Regions from separate parts of the Homo sapiens genome. Here regions 2 and 3 are each linked to region 1. A link is a contact called in ENCODE Hi-C data. All regions are on one chromosome and are shown on one strand. Each heading gives the region's core, a stretch centred on a gene start or an enhancer-like site at or near the end of the contact. The rest is flanking DNA. Distances are from core to core; before and after follow the strand shown. Region 1 holds the start of ACP1 (acid phosphatase 1). Region 2 holds the start of RNASEH1-DT (RNASEH1 divergent transcript). Region 3 holds the start of EIPR1 (EARP complex and GARP complex interacting protein 1).

Region 1 (2,671 bases), core at 68-2,567:
CGCGCATTCGACCCAAACTTCAGAGACGCTTCTGTGGAACGGAAGGATGGTCGCTGACACCTCGCCGTTCAAATATCAGGAAGTTAAAAATAACACGACCATCGTCATCATTCCAAACTTCGGAATAGCTTTTCTAAAAATGGAAAAGACGGTGGCTAAACTTCAATCAAAATCGCTGTGGTCAAGAAAGTCCTGGAAGCTGCTCTATCTTAACTTTGGGCGGTTTGCGGTTAACAGACGCGCGACCTAGAAACCCCAGAGGCATCGCCGGTTTTCCCGTCCTCCTCCTCCCACCACCGCCCAGCTCTTGAGAGGGGAGGGTGCTGCCGGACAGGTGGGTCCCCGGGTACTCACTGCTGCCCGCCCGGCCGCGGCGCCCCGTCCCGAGGCTGCCCAGGAAGAGGAAGGCGCGCTGCCCCGCCCCGCGGACAAGGAGGCCCCAGCGAGGGCGTACCTGCGGCAGGTGACGAAGGAGGCGGCGCAAAACACCCGCCGTGTACGTTTCGCGGGACAAAAACCACGCGCCCGCCGGGCCGCGCTCAGGCCTTCGCCCTCAGGGACTTCGGAACCGCCCCGTCCTCAAGATCGAAAAGCCCAGAGCCCCGCGGCGGCTCCAAGCACGGTGTTGGGGGTGGGGGTCTCAGGGAGCGCCCAGGCCCAAGGCCGCCCTGGTCCGGCGTGGACCCCGCGGGGCTCAAGGCAGGTTCCCCGCGTGACCCGCCCAGCCCCTCTATGCGAACTCGAACGACAGGCACCACAGCCCGCCACGTGCGCGAGACTCGCGCTGTGCCCCAACCCAGGTGGGCGGCCCGCGGAGCCGCGAGGCCTGAGCCCGCCCTGCAGGTGACCCGCGGCCCTTCCTCCTCCAGGTACCCCTCTCCTGCGGCCCCGTCCCCTATAGGTAACCTTTACCTCCCGCGGCTCCTTCCCCTCCAAGCGACCCGCAGCCCCGCCCCCTCCAGGTGACTCCCCCCCGCCAACCCCCGCCACCACACACACACACCCCCTCGCCTTCCGCGGCCCTACTCCCTCCAGGTGACCCCACCCCCGCAGCTCCTCCTCCTCCGGACAACCTGCAGCCCCGCCCCTGCAGGTGAACGGCGGCCCAGTCCCTGCAGGTGACCCGCGGACCCTCCCCGCCCGTCCTACTACCGTCATAGGACCGCCTCCGCAGGCGCACTGGAGCCGATTGCGCAGGCGTGGCTCTCACACGCGCTGCCCTGTTGGCGTTGGTGCGGGACTGCGCAGGCGCGCGGGGCAAGAGGGTGGCAGTGCGCCTGCGCCGCGTCGGCGTGCGGAACGCCGCGGTGTCTCGGCGCCTCTGCGCGCGGGAAGATGGCGGAACAGGCTACCAAGTCCGTGCTGTTTGTGTGTCTGGGTAAGAGGGCGCCGACTTACTCATGTTCTGACGTCCTCTGGAGAGTTGGATCGGGCTTGTGCGCTGTAGGTTGTGCCGCCGGCCTAGGAACCATGAGGGGGAGGAGGCCAGGGACTGGGAGGCCTAGGGTGTTCTAGGAGTGTGCCGCAGCGCCCCTGTTCCCCATCCGCCCCGTGCACCCGCCCAGCCTGCCCGCTAAACCTGGGTCCCCTCGCGCCTGCCATATATCCGGGGCTCTTGGCATCTGCAGCCACAGCCCCTACAAGCCAAGGTACTTTCTTTGCGACTACTAGAATCCCTCTCGTTCCCCTCCAATGGGCCCAGGTAGGCCTGGAGGTTGTCGGACTGATGTGGTCTCTTAGGGGCCTCCTGAGTCCTATGACAACATTGTTTTGTTTGCTAGTTTCCTTAGCCCATGCTTAGATAGGGATCTGAGTTAAAGGGAGATGAAGTTTTACGGTTTCGGGTTTCTTGATTGTAAAAGCCAAGCAAAGGAGACCTGGAGGTCCCTATATAACTTTGGCCCATGAAAAATGAAAGTGTATTTTATTAATGGCTTTTCAGGAACTTTCCAGCTTAAATTATTTTCACTCCTAGAATTTCAACACTTAGCTTGCCTTACTTCAAACATAATTTATTTTCCGTTTGGTCTTCAGGGATCTTCCTTTGGTGTAGCACTACAAGGTTATATTCCTCGGTGCCTCCACCCTGAGAGGAAGGCCTAAATTGTCAGTAGTCCGGTTACTTAAAACCTTCTGTGAGTTTGCATTTCCTGCAGTTTCTGTTTATTTTTACAGACTCCTCACTTTATCTCCTGTACCTTTTCCTGCTCACACCCTCGGGACACTGCCTTCCAGAACCTTTCGTTGTTCGGTAGCACTTCACATGCTTACTGAGCCTTCATCGCTGGGTGCCCATTATGCATTTTGCCTGGAAAGCCTTTTTATTTTATAAAGTCAAACCTAAATATTTCCTCCTTTGCTTTCCCAGATCATGAGTTGCTTCCTTATCGACATCTTTTATTACACAAATTTTACTATAATTTGTGTAATATAGTAAAAGATGTAATACAGAAAAGGTGTGATTCCTTATCGACATCTTTTATTACACAAATTTTACTATAATTATTTGATAGTCTGTTGAAATCCCAGCTGAGTTTAATTTTGTCGATGGCAATAACTGTGGCTTATTTTTCATTTTGTTTTCAGCTTTAGGACAATATATGATAAACGCTGACTAGGTTTTGTAGAAGTTAACTTCTGTGAAAGACGAATTAGAAGGCTTACCTTGTTT
Region 2 (2,671 bases), core at 64-2,563, 3.3 Mb after region 1:
CTTTGCATAAAATGGTGTATTTGCAAATAACCCACACACATCTTCTTGCATGCTTTAAATCATCTCTAGTTTATAATACCTAATACAATCTATATAGTTGTATTGTCTTTTTATGCGTATTTTAAAACTGTATTCTATTTTAATTTTTTCCAAATATTTTTGATCTATGGTTAGCTGAAACTGAGGATGCAAACTGGATATAGAGGACCAATTTTTGCGTGAAAAGGGCAGAGTCGCACCTTATAGTTTTATCCTGCACGTCAGACTCTACACCTGTGTTCTACTGTATGCCAGCCAGCCAGCACACCAGCACCATAAGGCTTTCGTCAAACTCAAAGCATAACAAAATACTGCGGTCTTTGAAAAAAATATTAACCATTTCTTTACAACAAAAAGGTCAACTTCTGAGATGCTTCTTCCTCAATACTGTAGCTGCCGTGCATGGGGAAACACAGGTAACGAACTTTGGTATCTTGTAGTGGGAAGAGTTCTGGTGGTACAGTCAGAACAGCTGGGCTCAAGTCCTTTCTCTGTCAGTTACATGCCCTGGGAACTTCCTGACCCCAAGAACTATACCTGAAAGTGAGAATAATCCCTCTCACCTCCAAGGGTTGTTACAAGGATCCAACTGCAAATACTGGCTTATTAGAATTTGCCTTTTTTAAAAGGGAAGATTAGGTACTGAGTTCCAATCCCAATTTAGCTGGTACGGAAAGTCTTCTGGTAACGGGGGTTCGTTCTGATTACGTGTCACTTTTTGTTGCACTTTAACTGCAACAAAGATGGAGGATTAAACACAGGGTTTATTAGGCCACCCCTAACCTTTACGCGACGTTTCTGATATTTCAAACAAGTCTTCGGTGCGTTCCAGTCCCAGGCCATGAGCCTCCTGGAACCCCGCCGGCCGAGCAGGAAAACGAGGCGGTCCCCCGACCACCCACAGCCACAGCGCGCGGCACAGACTCGGACCGCCAGGCTCCCGCCGCCGGGGTTAGCCGGGCTCCGGCCTCCCTCGACCCCGATGCCGGCAGGGAGGCGCCTCGGCGGGCGGGCCACTCACCAGGTCAGAAAGACCCCGGTCTTGCGGCCCCTCCTCACGGCATAGAACATCCCGAACCCGCGAGAGCCGCGGCGGCAGGGCAAGGCGGCCAAGGCGACTCTGTGGGCCAGGAACAGAAGCCAGCTCATCGCTCACTCCCGGCACCGGGAAGCATTTCGACTCCCGGCCCAGCGTGGGCGCGAGCCGCCGGCGCTCAACACCGCACTTCCGTCACCGGCGCGGGAAGATGACGCACGTCTGGGCGGAGTCCTGATGAGGGCCGGGGCCTAGGGAGGGGCGGTGTCGTAGGGCGGAGCCCGGAGCTCGGCCCCTGACGAGCCCGAACTCGTCAACTTCCTGTCGGTACTTGAAGAAGCGGAGCCAGGGCTGAGATCCCGAAGGCGGGCGAGGTCTGGGATGGGGCGGGGCCTATGGGAGCGGGGCTGAAGCCCTGGGCCCGGCAGAGGAAGGTCGAGATGGACCATGTTGGGCCCCTTCTCTCCCCGCCCCCAGGCCGCAGTTCGGGGGCCACGCCCCGGCGTGCTCGGGTCACCGCGGGAAGCCCTTGAACCCCCTGGCGCCCGGCACCCACGTGCGGTAACCGCGGCTCCTCGAGAGCTCCAGGGATGCGGATCTACAGTAAGGGCTGTGGCCAGATGAATGAATGCACATTTTTTAGTGGGCAGAAAGATGTTAGAATTCATGAATTAGAATAAGCACAAAGGAGGGCGAGAGGGGAGGCCGTGGAAGCCGCATTCCTCCCCTTGCCTTGGGCGCCCACCCCCGAAGGGGCGCGTCCCCTCCCTGCTCCACTGCACGTGGGTGTTTAACCAGGGGATATCCAGTGCCTCAAGCACCACGACCCGGGAGAAAACTGAGTTGAGAAGGTAACTTTTAGAATTCTCCCCATTTGACCTTTTGCTCTGTAAGCAAATCAAGTAATTTTAAAAGTGTTCATGGGTTGGAGGGGCGTGGTGGCTTACGCCTGTAATCTCAGCACTTTGGGAGGCCAAGGCGGGTGGATCACCAGGTCAGGAGATCGAGACCATCCTGGCCAATATGATGAAACCCTGTCTCTACTAAAAATACAAAAATTAGCCGGGCGTGGTCGCCTGCGCCTGTAATCCCAGCTACTCAGGAGGCTGAAGCAGGAGAGGCGCTCGAACTCGAGAGGTGGAGGTTGCATCTGGGCGACAGAGCGTGATTCCGTCTCAAAAAAAAAAAAAAAGTCTCCATTGGCAAACATTGTTATTCGAATTATTTTTAAACCACTTTTCTTTAATTTTCTTAAGGTCTTCTAACAAGCCTTTTGCACACCTGCCATGTATTTTGTCAGGCCTTGGGGATGAAGGTGAGAAATTCGAGAATCCCCGGAGATAACACATCAGCAAATAGTGCGCAGGCAGAACAAGCTGTTGGAGGTGAGAGACACAGAGCAGAGAAGCACCCGCACCTGGAGAGTCAGGAGGGCCTCACATCAGAACGCCTGAGCAAATACAGTTTTGAAGGATACTAATTTTTTAAAAAGTTCATTCACATGAGTTAGACAAAGAGAAAGAAGCAGGACATTCTAGGAAGAAGGAACGGCCCAGGCAAAAGCGACGCGTACATTGGCGTGGTAAGTTGTGTTCC
Region 3 (2,671 bases), core at 55-2,554, 3.1 Mb after region 1:
AACCCCGTATCTACTAAAAATACAAAAATTAGTCGGGCGTGGTGGCGGGTGCCTGTAATCCCAGCTACTTGGGAGGTTGAGGCAGGAGAATCACTTAAACCCGGGAGGCGGAGGTTGCAGTGAGCCGAGGTCACGCCACTGCACTCTAGCCTGGGCAACGGAGCAAGACTCCATCTCAAAAAAAAAAAAAAAAAGCAGACATCATTTATATCTTTAACACATACTGCTGCACAAAATTATGTATCAAGTATTTCATATGGCAGTGAACTGTGTTTCTATCTCTCTATCTGTCCCTCAGTGCTTTAGGCATAACACATTCTCAAAAGCTACTTGAATAGATGAAAACCAGGACAGGGCTCTAACAGGCCCTACACAATCCTCATCTTCCTCCCCCGCTCATCTCATCCCCTACCTCATTCCCCCTGACGCATTTACTCTATCCACGGCAGCTTTCTTGCTGTCCTGAACTACCATGTGCATTGCTTATGCTCTGGGGGCTCATTCGGTTCATAGTCATTTGTTGAACACCTACTATGTGACAGTCATGAAAAGGCACTGGAAAATACAAGGTAAAAAACTAGTGTGAAAACAGTTGAATCCGAAGACAGTCTGTGGTTTACTGAATATTAGTGTACCAATGTTAATTTCTAAGCTGTGATAAATGTACGATGGTTATGTAAAGTGTTAACATTAAGGGAAGCTGGGTGGAGGGTAAAGAAGAACTTTCTATGTATTTTTACAACTCTTCTAAATACTTTAAATTGTTTCAAAATCAAACATTTTTATTTTAAACAACATACAGTTCCTACCTTCAGGAACTCAAATTCTAGAGGAAAAGGTGGGCGTGTAAATAAATGAGTCCACCAAAGTGAGTGATAACTTCCAGGTCAGAAGTCATGTTCGGGACAGGATGTGAAGGGGAAGGAGGCAGGCCGGCTGTGGCCAACCCTGTTATCCAGTACAACCGTTTAACCTCCTAAAGCCTCAGTTTACTTCTCTGCAAAATGGGAACTAGGGAACAGACACGGGTCCTTGCAGGGCTGGTGGGAGATCTGCAAACCGAAGTCACCATGGGACCGCGCATGCTATCAACAGCCAGGCCGAGCAGCACCTGCCGCCCTCCCAGTGACCCACCTGGAACTCCAGCCCGTAGATCACTGGTGCATCGTCCTCCATGCTGCGGGGAAGCGACCCGACCCCGGCCACTCACACGCTAAGGACCTCGCTACGGCCGGCGCGTCCCCACCTCGCGGGCGTGTTCCCAGCGCCCATTCATTCCCTCCCCGCAGCAAACGACTCCAAACTGGAAGTCTTTCTGGCCCAGAACAGCTTCCGTAGTGGCCACTTCCTATTTTTCGGATGTGTCATCAATCTGTTCCTCACCAGCGACCAATGGCAGCGGCGCTGGCTTGTGCGCATGGCCACTTGGGCTCACATCCGGGCTCTCAGCGCGGGGACTCCTGGAGGTGAGAACCCGGCCCAGAGGAAATAAGTTGGTGGGCGGAGCGGGCCGCGGAGGCCGGCTGTGGGTGGAGGCCGGCTCCGAGCGCAGGCCGTCGGGAGCAAGCGGCGATTAGCCTTAGCTAGCCATCGCATCTAAGAATCGCTCACGCCGTAGTTGGGCGCCGCCATGTATTGTCATTTGTATGTACTTGGCGTTCCTGAGCGCTGGGCCAGCGCTTCACACGCACTGCCATAAGGAGCTTCATCCAACCCTATGAATAAGCTGTTACACTTCCATTTTACCGATGAGACGCTGCAAAGTTGAGTAACACAGTCGCAGCGCTCATTGGTCCATTGGGTAGCCAGGATGGGCACCTGAGCTGACTCCCTTAGGTTCGGCCCAAGGTGCCCTAAGTCAGGGCCATGCCTAATGCATTTCTGCAGGTGCCCAGCACTGTGTGGCAAAGAAAGCACTACCAAGGATGGGGTTATGAAAGCCGGCACCGCACCACTGGTGGTCCTGGACTGCATATGCCTCCGAATGGGAGTCGGAAGGGAAGGCCCTGGGGTTCCTAGAGGTCTCCAAAGACTAAAGACTTGTGGTGGAGAGACTGCCCCTCTTTCGCATCCTGCTCAAAGTGCCTGCCCTGGCCTTGGGCCAGCAGAAATGGCATCGCAAGGACTCCAAAATACATCATAGCTGAACCACGCCGCTAGCCTGGTTCCACCGGGGCTTCCAGGACCACGCACCTTTCCTCCATTTCTGTGATTAGCTTTCCCCTCTACCCTTTATTGATCTCCGTGACGGAAATGGTTGGGTCTCGTTTTGCTCAGTTGGGCAAGGCGCGTGGTATTGAGTTAAGGCTGGATGAGTATCTGTTGAGTGTATGAAATTTTAGAGATTACATGAGAAATCAAATGAGCAGGCCGGGCGCGGTGGCTCACGCTTGTAACCCCAGCATTTTGGGAGGCTGAGGAGGGTGGATCACAAGGTCAGTTCGAGACCTGCCTGGCCAACACAGTGAAACCCCGTCTCTACTAAAAATACGAAACTTAGCCCAGCGTGGTGGCACGCGCCTGTAATCCCAGCTACTCGGGAGGCTGAGGCAGGAGAATCGCTTGAACCCGGGAGGCGGAGGTTGCAGTGAACCGAGATCGCGCCACTGCACTCCAGCCTGGGCGACAGAGCCAGAGTCGGTCAAAAAAAAAGAAAAGAAAAGAAAGAAAT

Evidence for each region. Hi-C counts contacts between places; a loop is a spot of excess contacts on that map. Pooled maps may share reads with other maps.
Region 2: a map of CD14-positive monocyte shows a loop between it and region 1 (10-fold over the local background). The contact joins the promoter of RNASEH1-DT here to the promoter of ACP1 in region 1. A Hi-C loop is called at or near these places in 1 of 168 maps with a recorded cell type or tissue (CD14-positive monocyte), 1 of 37 single-sample maps with no recorded cell type and 10 of 50 pooled maps.
Region 3: a loop to region 1 is called in a map of CD14-positive monocyte, with 13 times the contacts of the local background. The contact joins the promoter of EIPR1 here to the promoter of ACP1 in region 1. A Hi-C loop is called at or near these places in 3 of 168 maps with a recorded cell type or tissue (CD14-positive monocyte, CD4-positive, alpha-beta T cell and naive thymus-derived CD4-positive, alpha-beta T cell), 3 of 37 single-sample maps with no recorded cell type and 13 of 50 pooled maps.

The regions. Positions count from the first base shown.
Region 1 is chr2:263,630-266,300 of GRCh38, forward strand. It overlaps ACP1 (acid phosphatase 1), which reads left to right and starts at 1,318. Exons shown (of 6, transcript NM_004300.4): 1 at 1,318-1,378. The coding sequence starts at 1,336. It overlaps SH3YL1 (SH3 and SYLF domain containing 1), which reads right to left and starts at 403. Exons shown (of 10, transcript NM_015677.4): 1 at 355-403. The coding sequence starts at 355. RefSeq lists silencers at 299-878, 949-1,028 and an enhancer at 1,379-1,428.
Region 2 is chr2:3,557,073-3,559,743 of GRCh38, forward strand. RNASEH1-DT (RNASEH1 divergent transcript) reads left to right here and starts at 1,314. Exons shown (of 3, transcript NR_038429.1): 1 at 1,314-1,926; 2 at 2,376-2,657. RNASEH1 (ribonuclease H1) reads right to left here and starts at 1,261. Exons shown (of 8, transcript NM_002936.6): 1 at 1,061-1,261. The coding sequence starts at 1,188. RefSeq lists silencers at 923-1,022, 1,393-1,712 and an enhancer at 1,113-1,362.
Region 3 is chr2:3,376,514-3,379,184 of GRCh38, forward strand. It overlaps EIPR1 (EARP complex and GARP complex interacting protein 1), which reads right to left and starts at 1,305. Exons shown (of 9, transcript NM_003310.5): 1 at 1,135-1,305. The coding sequence starts at 1,176. RefSeq lists enhancers at 809-1,088, 1,109-1,288, 1,309-1,358, 1,630-2,146, 2,147-2,663 and a silencer at 1,529-1,588.